Regions from separate parts of the Homo sapiens genome. Here regions 1 and 2 are each linked to region 3. A link is an interaction called in ENCODE POLR2A ChIA-PET data of the cell type or tissue named here. Cell type or tissue: B cell. All regions are shown on one strand. Region 1 overlaps CATSPERE (catsper channel auxiliary subunit epsilon). Region 2 overlaps COX20 (cytochrome c oxidase assembly factor COX20). Region 3 holds the start of C1orf202 (chromosome 1 open reading frame 202).

The links. Peaks named below come from ENCODE experiments on the same cell type or tissue, not always from the same donor. Only the 100,000 strongest peaks of a DNase experiment are listed, where the experiment ranks them.
Region 1: POLR2A ChIA-PET joins it to region 3 with 5 read pairs; 4 of 35 experiments call an interaction of 5 or more read pairs at or near these places.
Region 2: POLR2A ChIA-PET joins it to region 3 with 6 read pairs; 10 of 35 experiments call an interaction of 5 or more read pairs at or near these places.

The regions. Positions count from the first base shown.
Region 1 is chr1:244,633,392-244,637,391 of GRCh38, forward strand. CATSPERE (catsper channel auxiliary subunit epsilon) reads left to right here. Exons shown (of 22, transcript NM_001130957.2): 21 at 2,098-2,151. Among named protein-coding and RNA genes, the nearest start is that of DESI2, 18 kb to the right of the region's middle. In B cell, no CTCF peak of the experiment used is centred here; no DNase peak of the experiment used is centred here.
Region 2 is chr1:244,840,822-244,844,821 of GRCh38, forward strand. It overlaps COX20 (cytochrome c oxidase assembly factor COX20), which reads left to right. Exons shown (of 4, transcript NM_198076.6): 2 at 1,123-1,237; 3 at 1,374-1,437; 4 at 2,220-4,000. The coding sequence ends at 2,355. Among named protein-coding and RNA genes, the nearest start is that of COX20, 7.2 kb to the left of the region's middle. In B cell, no CTCF peak of the experiment used is centred here; no DNase peak of the experiment used is centred here; H3K27ac peaks cover 673 bases.
Region 3 is chr1:244,728,090-244,732,089 of GRCh38, forward strand. It overlaps C1orf202 (chromosome 1 open reading frame 202), which reads right to left and starts at 2,926. Exons shown (of 1, transcript NM_001395959.1): 1 at 1,612-2,926. The coding sequence starts at 2,834. The coding sequence ends at 2,286. RefSeq lists enhancers at 1,373-2,109, 1,613-1,662, 2,110-2,847. In B cell, no CTCF peak of the experiment used is centred here; DNase peaks (open chromatin) are centred at 1,542, 2,222 and 2,622; H3K4me3 peaks cover 1,818 bases; H3K27ac peaks cover 1,115 bases.

The sequences.
Region 1 (4,000 bases), 95 kb before region 3:
TTGCCTCTACCCAAGTCTAGACCTCATTATCACACAGCTGGGTTGTTTACTACTATGTATAATTTTTCCATATGGCCCACTTACATCTAATCTATTCCAAATCACTTTACAAACTGCTATTGAATTAAATTCAAAAACAGTCATGACTCCTTTATACAAAAAGGGTAAAGTCAAAATTCCTAAGCCTTTCATTAAAGCCCTCTGGAGGACACATGTGCAGGCATGAGCACACGCATGCACACACACACACACGCACACAAAACCCCCACTACTTTCCTCTACATGCACCAAGATATTTCCTCATTATCCCTTAAACCTCACAAATTCATTCCCATTTCCAAACCTTTGCTCATCTCTCCCTACACCTGGAATGCCCTAACCCTTCATCCTTATTTAAACTCCAACCTTTAGGACTCAACACAAGCCTCTTTGCCGTGCTGTGAAAATTCCTGTGACAGGTGTCTACATCACTCATTTTTTTTTTTTTTTTTGAGACGGAGCCTCACTCTGTTGCCCAGGCTGGAGTGCAGTGGTGCGATCTCCGCTCACTGCAACCTACGCCTCCCGGTTCAAGCAATTCTCCTGCCTCAACCTCCCAAGTAGCTGGGATTATAGGCACAGACCCCCACACCTGGCTAATTTTTTGTATTTTAGTAGAGATGGGGTTTCACCATGTTGCCCAGGCTGGTCTCCAACTCCTGAGCTCAGGCAATCCTCCCACCTAGGCCTCCCAAAGTGATGGGATTACAGGTGTGAGCCACCGTGCCCAGCCTAGAATTTATAACATAGTATCTTGTATTGTTGTTTGTGGGTTGTATTTACATGCCAATTCCACAAGTTGATATAATGGTAGAGTCTACTTTGGTTTGAATCCCAGTTTTGCCACTACTAGCTATTCAGTCTAAAGAAAATTGCTTACTCTTTTTGAGCCGTTCTGTATCTGTAGAATGGGTCGATAATACCTGTCTTACAGTATTCTGAGGGGTAAATGAAGCATCTGGGTGAAAATCTCTAACTTTGCCAAGCACATAACAAATAATAAAAATAAGTTCCTTTCTTCTGTGTTCTCCCACATGTAGGTAGGTGAAATCATGTCATAAATGTTTGCTTAGCTATATCCTGCCTCATTCCAAGCAATATACTTAATAATGAGAGACATTCTGTAATATTAGAAATGATAATACAGTTTTACAGATGGAGCCCCTAATACTCAGCTTCCTGAAGGAGTTAGCCTACATCAGGTCAACATGATGGGCAGCAGGGTCAGAAAAACCTGAATGCAAATCCCAGCTCTGCTACTAACAGCTGTGTAAACTTTCTCAAGTTGCTTAACCTATCTGAGCTTCCTCATCTGAGTTTCCTCATCTAAAAGGAAGGGTTGCTGTGAAGATCAACTAAGATAATGCATGTAAGCGTTTGGCATGCCGCCTAGTACATAGCAATGCTCAATTAGTATTCATTTTCTTTTTTTGAGATGGAGTCTCACTCTGTCGCCCAGGCTGGAGTGCAGCGGCGCAATCTCAGCTCACTGCAACCTCCGCCTCCTGGGTTCAAGAGATTCTCCCGCCTCAGCCTTCCAAGTAGCTGTGACTACAGGTGCCCACCACCATGCTTGGCTAATTTTTGTATTTTTAGTAGAGAAGGGGTTTCACCATGTTGGCCAGGTCAGTCTCAAACTCCTGACCTCAGGTGATCTGCCCACCTCGGCCTCCCAAAGGCTGGGATTACAGGTGTGAGCCACCGCGCCTGCCAGTATTCATTTTCAATAAGTATTAATACTCATAAATGTTAGCTTTTTTTTATTTCTGCCAATACTTATTATTAATACCATTATTCCTGTTGCCTTGGGAACCACTATCAAAATGATGTCAGGCTGTTAGGACAGAGAGCTCTTCAGGAATCTCAGAGAAGCCTGAGCTGTACATATGGAAAAATAATCACAGCTGTTCTATAAATGTATCCATTCTGTCCTTTGTCAAGAAAATGACACCTTAACTAGGATTATATATGGTTTGATTGTTACCATAGGGACATGGAGAGCGTTTTAAAATATATTGTACTTAGTGTAATCTTTCATATTATTTTTCTGCTTTGCAGTTTCTGTAACCTAACAGCTATGTTTGCAATAGAGACATTTGGACTGATTCCCAGGTAAGGAGCAGGGCCTAACTGGACTTTAATTAGGGAATTTCTAAGACACAAATGGCAGCTAAGAAGGAAAAGCACCTCTCCCCCGTGTCTCCCAGAAGCAGCCTGTGCACTCACTTTTCAGGGCCCCCAGCTTAAATCTTATTATGAAAATTATTATTATACAGTATATAATGCAAATGAATCCTAAAACAACAACAAAAAACTTGTATGAAGTGTTCACTGCAAAGTCAATGGTTTTAATAAGTCTATATTTAGATTTTTGGGGGGCTATGAAATCTATCTTCCCAAATGACAGAAACTTGCTGTTTCCCTGAAGCCCTGGTACTTCTGCCCCCTATATGACATCCTAAAAATTGTATGTGTGTATAGTGTGTATACAGGGGCACAGCAGGAAGGAATTCCTGAGAACTGTTACTGCAGCAAAGGTCCCCTTTCGTGCCATCCCACTCAACAGCCACTGCCTTCCTATCAAACATGTCTCAGCTCCTCCTACTTGGCAGATGCCAGAATGCAGTGGTAGGGATTGGGAGGTGACAGTGGCTGTGCCCTCTGCTCTAAGCCTGGGTCAGCTTTCAACCATAGACCCTCATTCTGATGCATTTAGGAAACAGTAAAGGGATTTCCCTGGACTCAGCTCCAGTTCCCTTGGAGGGCAGAATGAAAAGTCCTAATACTGAAGTTAGGACCCCAAATGACTTTGCTACTCTGTTTTGGGCCTGGTGTTTGGAATTTGGGTGTTTGGGTTTTGTTTGATGGGTTTTTTTTGCGGGGGAGGGGAGAGGATTGTTAAATAAGGGCGTAAGAAAAACAATTAAGTTACTCATGGCCCTACTGTAAATATGACTGACTCCTGGAGTTTTTGTATTAATGGAATGTTAATAGTGTGAATAATCTGCAAATGAAGTCAAGAGTTGTTTCTACATAACTTTGGGAAACATGCAGAACCTTTTCCTAGTGACTTTTCCTCATGGGGTTGGTATGTTTGATTTAGGTGAATATTAAGGTCATGGGGTTGGTATGTTTGATTTAGGTGAATATTAAGGTATATACCCACCCAAGTACCCACCAACCGAAGAAGGAGTCAAGTGAGTTAGCCAGGAGAAAGAGCAAAGGAGGAGGATCTCACTCACCTGCCCCGCTCTCACCTGCCAGCAGCTAGAGTCCAGCAGCCAGGGCATATGAGCACAGCATACAGGATAGTCTGGTTAGTGACTGTAGGTTAGCCTCTGTTAACACCTGGGCCCTGAAGGGTAGCAGAGGCAGACAAGGGCTGGCTGGTGGTTGATATTTTCTTAATTGAGTCCTTTTCTAGAGCAGCGACTGGAGATGAGTTTGTAGAAGGCAAAGAGCTCGGCACTTCCTTGCTCCTAGTCCAGCACTCAACCCCACCACTTGCCCAGTGTCTCCATTCTGCTCTCTCTCTGGAATTGCCATCCTTTAACCAGCAGACTCACCCAGATCTTCAACCATCCTCTGAGCCCTCCCTCTCTCTCCTTGGGGAAACCAGACTCTCCCCCGAGGACACTGCTCCACCTTCTGGCCTCTCGAGTGGTGCTCTTTTCTTTCACCTGCCATGTACCTCAGGGGGCCCTATTACCAATTCCAGATATTATTTATCCTCGTTCTTGTAACAAAACCAAAAAAATAAACACAAAACCTACCCGATCCTTTGAGGCTCATGGCGTCCGCTGCAGCCCCAGCTGTCTGTCCTCATCACCATGTCCTCCCCACAGTCTGCTGCATTCATTCTCAACTTTGGCCCCGTCACACTCACACTGTTTTCCTCTCCACGTCAAGCCCCACCATCAGTGTTCGCATCCAGCATCCAAAATCGTGGCCTTACCACATC
Region 2 (4,000 bases), 110 kb after region 3:
CAATATATTACCTTCTAGGTATCACCTCATCCTATAGAATCCCTTCTAGTTTAATGTCCTGCCCCAAACAATACTAACCCATTGAAGATAACTATGAAACCTTTAAATGGACAGTGGTTCCTTTTAAAAGCAGCCTTACTGAAAATTTTATATACACTTAAATCAAGTAACAGTTACCGTGAGTTTTCTAAACTTTTGTGTTAACAGAAATGCCAGTTCAGCAGTGTGACTGTTACTTTTAAATGTCTGTCTTGCCGCCCTAGAGTGACAGACATCCCAGTTAAACATATTAGGAATAAGAAATACATAAATCCAATGAAGACTGTAGAAAAAGAATTTTAGCACTTGAAGGAACTTCAGTCATTTAACCCAACCCATTCATGTTATAGATTGAGACCATAGAAATAAAAGTAGCCTATAGGATACAAAAGTTAGCGGCAGATCTGAGATAAAAATCCAGCTCTTTGGATCCCCGCGTTTTTCACCACACTTAGCTGTCGTTCCCATGTATTACGAACAAAGAATCAAATATAATCAAGTGCAGCCTCACTTCACAGGCAAGAAAACAGACTAGAGTTTAATATATTGCCCATGTTTATCTTAAGGTGAAACATTTACTCTTACAACCACAGTTGATGTTAACCTAGTTAATAAAATATGAAAGGTAATTACTAGGGGAATTTTAAACGGCACTACATAAGCAAACATGACTCAAATTACTTTTTCCATTTCTGCTTCCCAAATTATTGGAGTTACTGAAGCAAGCTATGCTGCTTTCAATTCCAATGATAGGCATATTCCCAAATAAACTCATTTAAAGAGCTCATAAAATGAATTATCCTATTTCCAAGTCAGTTGATTAGCAAATTAAGATACAGCTCCAAGTTACCCTACTGCTTAAGGGTTTTCCGGTCCAATTTGTAAGGTTTTCGGATTTAAAGATTCAGACTGCATACCAAAGGTGGACAAAGACAACGCAAGCTGATTTAGGTTGTCACGTGGCACATACTCTAGTTTAAACCCTCAACTACAAGAAAAGAAATGGTGTATTGTCATTTTTGCCAAAGCACCCCAAAATGAAATACTTTCTTACTCAATCTAGGTTCTTTTTTTTCATTCTAGTCCCTTAAGCTCCTAGGATTTTTAGATGTTGAAAATACTCCCTGCGCCCGGCATTCAATATTGTATGGTTCATTAGGATCTGTTGTGGCTGGCTTTGGACATTTTTTGTTCACTAGTGAGTATCTGTATTTTTTATTTCTCTATGTACTAAAAAAAGCATTTCTCTACATAATGAACTATTTTTTTTTCTAGGTGGAGTAATGTATATAACGTAATTATATTCTAATTAATTGTTATGCTTATTTTTACAGGTAGAATTAGAAGATCATGTGATGTTGGAGTAGGAGGGTTTATCTTGGTGACTTTGGGATGCTGGTATGTTTGCTAAGTATTCAAGAACATCCATGATTATAGTAGGTTATCTAATTCAAAAAGCACATGCTCTTTTCAGAGCAGTCTCCCATTGGGAGATCCTCACCCTCAATGAAGAATCTTGATTTTTCAGGACATTTTCATGGAAATCTTAAAATGCTTGAACAGATAAATGCATATTAGACATCCCATTAAAAAGAAAGCTGTGGTTTTTACACTTCACTTAGGAAAGCCTCAACCATTTCCCTTACCCTAATACTTATTTCATCCCTGCTTATTCATATCTGAAAATGCTACTTTAAGAATGTGTTTACAACTACTGATGAGTGAATATAAAATATGGATGAACCTCAAATATTTGCCAGACCTAAGAGTATGATATGTATGTACTATATGGTTCCATTTATACATGAATTTCTACAGTGAGCTATTTAAGGTGGTAGAAATCATTTTATGTAGACATAGCATTATTATCCCGTTAAAAACGAGAGCAAATACTTGTTTCTTATAATAGCCAATGCTATCAGAAGACTTAAAAACTAATGGATTTTATCACTTTACAAATTGTTATGTAGACATCCTTTTTTTCCTAATAAAAAAAGAATGTGTTGATAGGTATTCTGACACCAAAACTGCCCAAAAATAGCACTATAAATTAGAACATATTTTTCAGTCTCAGGGTAGTAGTCATCTGTATTTAAGTTTTGTGTGATTTAGAGAAATTTCATAAATTAATTTCTGTAGGACTTTATATTAACAATTTATTCATATTCTTTTCTTCTAAGGTTTCATTGTAGGTATAATTATGCAAAGCAAAGAATCCAGGAAAGAATTGCCAGAGAAGAAATTAAAAAGAAGATATTATATGAAGGTACCCACCTCGATCCTGAAAGAAAACACAACGGCAGCAGCAGCAATTGAACAATCTTGAGCATAGAAGTCAATGTAAACGAAGTTAAGATCAACCACATAAAACATTTCATGTGCAATAAGCTCTCAATCAAGTAAATAAAGTTTAAGTTGTAGTCATTTTTTTCCCACACTTGTGTGGAATGAAAACTTGCCAGTTTATTCTGGCCCTGTGTCTACTGCCAGGATAGCATTCTTACGTGTTACATATAGTGGACTTGTCATCCTTAAAATGTGAACAGAATTTATTGGCAGTGTGGCAAAGAATTATAAAACATAGTGTTTAATGTACTTGGAGTTTCCTTGTAGTAGTAAGTATAGAGTTTGATGATAAGTAAACGTCCCTTAACAAAAACCTCAACCTTATTACTATCCCATTAAAAAACAGCAAATACTTACTGAGTTCTTGTAAGAGCTAATGTCATTGTAAGATTTAAAACTAAGGGCTTTTATCACTTTGCAAATTATTTTTTAAATGCATTCATCATTTGACAGTGTTCTCTCATTTCTTAAAATGCGAGTCATCTTCCAAAAGAGTTGTTTTTAACTGCCCTAAACATTTTTGGGGAAGTATGCAGGGTTTAAATTTTTAAGTATAATTAGTTCTGAATTAAAATATGCACATGGAACTTGTCTGGCAGACTGATGCAATAGTAAAACAACTGCAGAATTACTATTAATGTAAACAATCCATTTGAAAGTCAATCAGCTGCTCCCATTAAAATATTATTTAAAATACAATACCCACAGCATCTAACTAAATCCTCAGGATTTATTCTCCGGGAGAAATTATCCCTTTCTAGGAAAATGAAGTTATTTCTGGTTTTAATTCATACAATACTTTAAGAAAATCTGTTAAATATAACAAAACACAAGCTAGATGCTTAAGAAATGCTTAAAGAAATATTGGGGCGAAGGTAACAGCAGTCAACAGGATTGTGGCCATTACTGGTCCTATTATTTTGATGTACCATGGAAGGCACAGAAATCGAGCAAGGAAGAAAATATTAGTTATTTTGATCTACATCTTTTTCTAAAGAAAAGTGGAGCTTGCCTCCAGTTCAATTCACAAGAGCATTTTCCCTCCCATGCCCACCTTTTCTTGTGGCTGTCGCTAGGAAGGATGCAGAGGCTGTGTGGTTTACCAAATGCCTTAACTTAGCAGTGAATGACAACTGTCAAACACATGTTGAGGGAAAATTTTTACTGATTCACAAAAAGGAAGACAGTTTGCCCACTCTTAGTGGCACAAATCAAAGCTGCATGCACTACATTATCCAAATTAGTCGTAACCAAATAGTTAAAAAATTCTGCTGGGCACGGTGGCTCATACCTGTAATCCCAGCACTTTGGGAGGCCGAGGCAGTTGGATCACCTGAGGTTAGGAGTTTGAGACCAGCCTGGCCAACAGGGTGAAACCCTGTCTCGTCTAAAAATACAAAAATTAGCCGGGCGTGGTGGTGCATGCCTGTAGTCCCAGGTACTCAGGAGGCTGAGGCAGGAGAATCACTTGAACCCGAGGTGGGGCAGGCGGAGGTTGCAGTAAGCCAAGATCGCGCCATTGCACTCTAGCCTAGGTGACAGAGTGAGACTCCATCTCAAAAAAAAAAAAAAATTCCATAGGATGTTCAACCATGTTTTCAGAGGCCGCACTGCA
Region 3 (4,000 bases):
GAGGAAGTACTGCAGAGGGCCACGAGACAGTCGAAACAAAAAGGCATGGCTACATTCAAATAAATTAAGGGTCAGAGAATTAACTGTAGTTTGTCTCTTTCCTTTCGGAAACAAACCCAGAAAACATTAAATAGGTGGAATGTCTTACACATTATTCAACAGCACCTCTAGTCCAGGATTTGAGAATTCAGCAATTGGGCATTCTTCCAGCGGTCTTTTCTTTACCGGCCTCTTAGCTTCAACCTCTCGAAGCAGAGAGGGTTCAACTGGGCTGCTACCTACAGAACAGCTTTTAATTCAGGCATCACGGGACCCCCCGCCCAGTCAGCTATAGGCAGGATAACAGGATGGCCTTCCTCCTAAGGATGGGGCTATGAGGTTTAGTGGCTTTTCTGGTAAAAACGCCTTCCTCTATCACAGACCTACAAAGCAATTTCATCTATCTGGGCAACGACAAGAATAAAGAAGCTAGGAGAAATACAAAATGCACCTAACCAACCCCAAGTCACAGAATTACAGAGAATTCTTCCCTATGGGGCGCCGGCTCCTGGCCTCGGCTTTCTAGCGTATACCTTGGTTTTTCTGTTTTTCATCTTCCTAGGTTCACTGTTCAAGTATCAGGCATCATGATCCTCCACCTCCCACCCTTCCCCCAGTGATTTTTTTTTTTTTAAGACAGGGTCTGGCTCTGTTGCCCAGGCTGGAGTGCAGTGGTACAATTACAGCTCACCGCAGCTGAACACTGGGGCCTAAGCGATCCTCCCACCTCAGCTTCCCAAGTAGCTGGGACTACAGGCGCGCACCACCACACCCAGCTCAATTTTTAAATTTCTCTGTAGAGAAGAAGCCTCCCCATGTTGCCAGGCTGGTCTTGAACGCCTGGCCTCCAACAATATTCCCACCTTTACCTCCCTAAACGCTGGCCCCTTCCCCAGCGTTGACGCTCTAGGTCAACGGGGAGGGGAAATCCCTGCCTGGAAGGCGCCAGGGACTCCAAAGCCGCTTCAACAGCTGCACAATCAAGTGGAGAGCTTCCAGGCTCGCAGTTTGGCGTTTTTAGCTTGCTAGTGAAAAGGGTAAACTGAGCAGGGAGCGGTGGCTCATGCCTGTAATCCCAGCACTTTGGGAGGCCGAGGCAGGTGGATCACCTGAGGTCGCGAGTTCGAGACCAGCCTGACCAACCTGGAGAAACCCCGTCTCTACTAAAACTACAAAATTAGCCGGGCATAGTGGCACATGCACAAGTAATTCCAGCTACTTGGGAGGCTGAGGCAGGAGAATCGCTTGAACCCGGGAGGCGGAGGTTGCGGTGAGCCGAGATCGCGCCATTGCACTCCAGCCTGGGCGACAGAGCAAGACTCTGTCTCAAGAAAGACGGAAAGGAAAGAAAAAGAAGAAAAGGGTGAGCTAGTGAAAAGCTTGCCAGCTTTGGCGCGTGAGGCAGTGAGGGGAGAGGGAGGGGTGGATGCTAGTCTGGCTGGGAACAGCCTGCGGAGAGACCATTATCACAGTTTAGTAACTACCCGTAAGGTGTGTCGCGCTTTCAGAGTCCCCACAGCACTTTCACTTCTACTATTTTACTTTCATCCTCACGAGTCTGTAGAGCCGGAGTATCATTAGCAGGTTTTTATTGATGAGGAAAAGGAAGACATTCAAGACCCATCTGGGAGCCTCCAGGAGTCCTTTCCCTTTGTTCTTCTAAGTCTAGCCCTGGTTTCCAAACTCCCCTGTCCCACCCCCACCCCAAGCCACCCTTCCTAAATGCCTGTCAACAAAAGCATAAAAGTAGAGTTCGCTCACTTCAAAGTGGGATGTGAAGCTCAGCATCCTGCTTTAAACGATTTTTTTATTTTTTTGACGGGGCGTGGTAGCTCACGCCTGCAATCCCAACGCTTGGGAGGCTTAGGATCGCTTGACCCCAGGAGTTTGAGTCCAGCCCGGGCAACATAGTTGGTTTTTTTTTTTTTTCTCCTGTCTCAAAAAAAAGGCATTGCAGAGATTGAAAACCGTTTCCCACCTTCTCCCCTGCAGTGTTTAGGAAGAGACAATCCGCCCCCGATTCAGCGCTTCCCAGCCCGCAGCAACTGCGCAGCGGGGGGAACCCAGGGCTCCGCGGCACCCGCAGGCTTTAGTTACTGCTCCGAGGCCCTCGGACCAAAGAGAGGCTGCGAGGAGGACGCGGCTCGTTTAGCTCGCTGCGAACCTCAAGATAACCCTTGGTTTCCATGCACATCCCCCCAACATTGCATGTGCTTTCATTCCTACGGTGCTGGGGTTACTTTCATTTATTGCTTTTGTTGACCAAAAAGAAAAAAACAATCCTGAGCGTGCACAGGGGGCGCAACGGGGGACCGGCTCCTCGTGGCTGACCGGCGGCGGGGCTGGCGCGCGGGGGCGGCCTGCGCGGGCCGCCCGGGGACGCTGCTCTGGGGTCCGGCCGCGGCCTCGTGGCCGCCCTGCGCGCGGTCCAGCACCAGCAGCGGGATCTCCTCCAGCCGGTCCGGCCGCTCCTTGCGCCGCAGGTAGCGCCGCCTCCACGTCGCCAGCCTCTGAAGCAGCCTCTGCAGGCTCGAGGGGCCCCACAGGCCGCGCTCCGGGGCCTCCTTGCCTGCGCGCGCGTGAGCTTGCCTGAGCTTCTTCCTGCGCGGGCCGCGGAACAGCCGCCGCCAGCACCAGCACCCAGAGCAGGAGCCGCCGTCGCCGGCCACCGCGCGCCGCCCGACCGCCTCCGGATCCCCGCGCGGAGGGGGGCCCCGCTCCAGGCGCGCCGCCTTCTCCAGCAGCTCGTGCTGCGCGCCGCCGCGCCGGGGGCCACCAAACCGGGGGGCCGCCATGGCCCGCGCAGGCCTCTTCTCGGAGCGCGGGGCCCACATCTCGGGAACCGTCGGGCTGGACAACAACGCTGCCGCCTCCAGGACTCCAAAGGGCCCCTCGCGTCCTCTCCCGGGAATGTACCCACAGGCCCCCTCTACGCGCTTGGGTTGCCCAGGAAACCCCAACGGTGACCCCACAATGCCCAGCAGAGCCCTCGCCCTCTGCCAATGACGGGGTCACCAGAATCCAGCGACCCAAGGAATCCCTCAAATAAGTCGGCCAAATTTCGCTGCGAACTGATTTACACATATGGCCTCACCTGGACAAGAAGGAATCTTGGAAGTTCCTGGGGCCCAACTCCTGGTTCACGAAGACACACAGCGTCCACGAGCAGGGGGCTGCGCAGCCTCCCCTGGGTCGAGGCGTGGGTTTCAGCCTCAGGCGTGTGTTGCGCTGGAGATTTGTATTTTGTGAACTGGTTTCAGGTGGTCTCAGCACTTTTCTGTTAACAGGGAACCAGAGTTTCAGGAAAGATCTCAAAACCTAATTTTCTTCATCTCGCCTCACTCAAAGGCCTCTTTCTTGTAAGACTATGATTGTTTTTTTTAAATAATTTTTTTTCTGATTGCAAACATAAGATTTTTGAAGAAATGTTGTAAAACTAATACAAAAAAGAAATACTCCTTTTTTCTGCTTTTTTATACATATTTTCGTGCTTATTAATTTTCTCCAAAGCAAAGTTAAATAATAATAGCTGCTATGGGGGCTGGTCGTGGTGGCTCATGCCTATAATCTCCGCAATTTGGGAGGCCAAGGTGGGCGGATCACTTGAGGCCAAGGGTTCGAGACCACCCTGGGCAACATGGAGAAACCCTGTCTCTACAAAAAATACAAAAAAAATGTCACGGCATAGAAAAAAAAATGCTACTCTGGGCACAGCCCTGGAGGGAGGGGCAGGGCAGTATCCAAAGCTCTTCTGGCAGCTGACTCCGTGGGGCCCCCTCCCCATGGAGAGTGAGTGGAATGAAGGGTTCATGCTATGCACTAAAATACAATGCAAATATTGATGCAAATAATTTTTTTAAATGAAATTGTTGCCCTCCTACCAAATGGGAAATTAATTTTATCACTGGATAGACACTTATGAAGAAACTGGACTTCAAGTTTGTCCATCCCAGTATTCTGG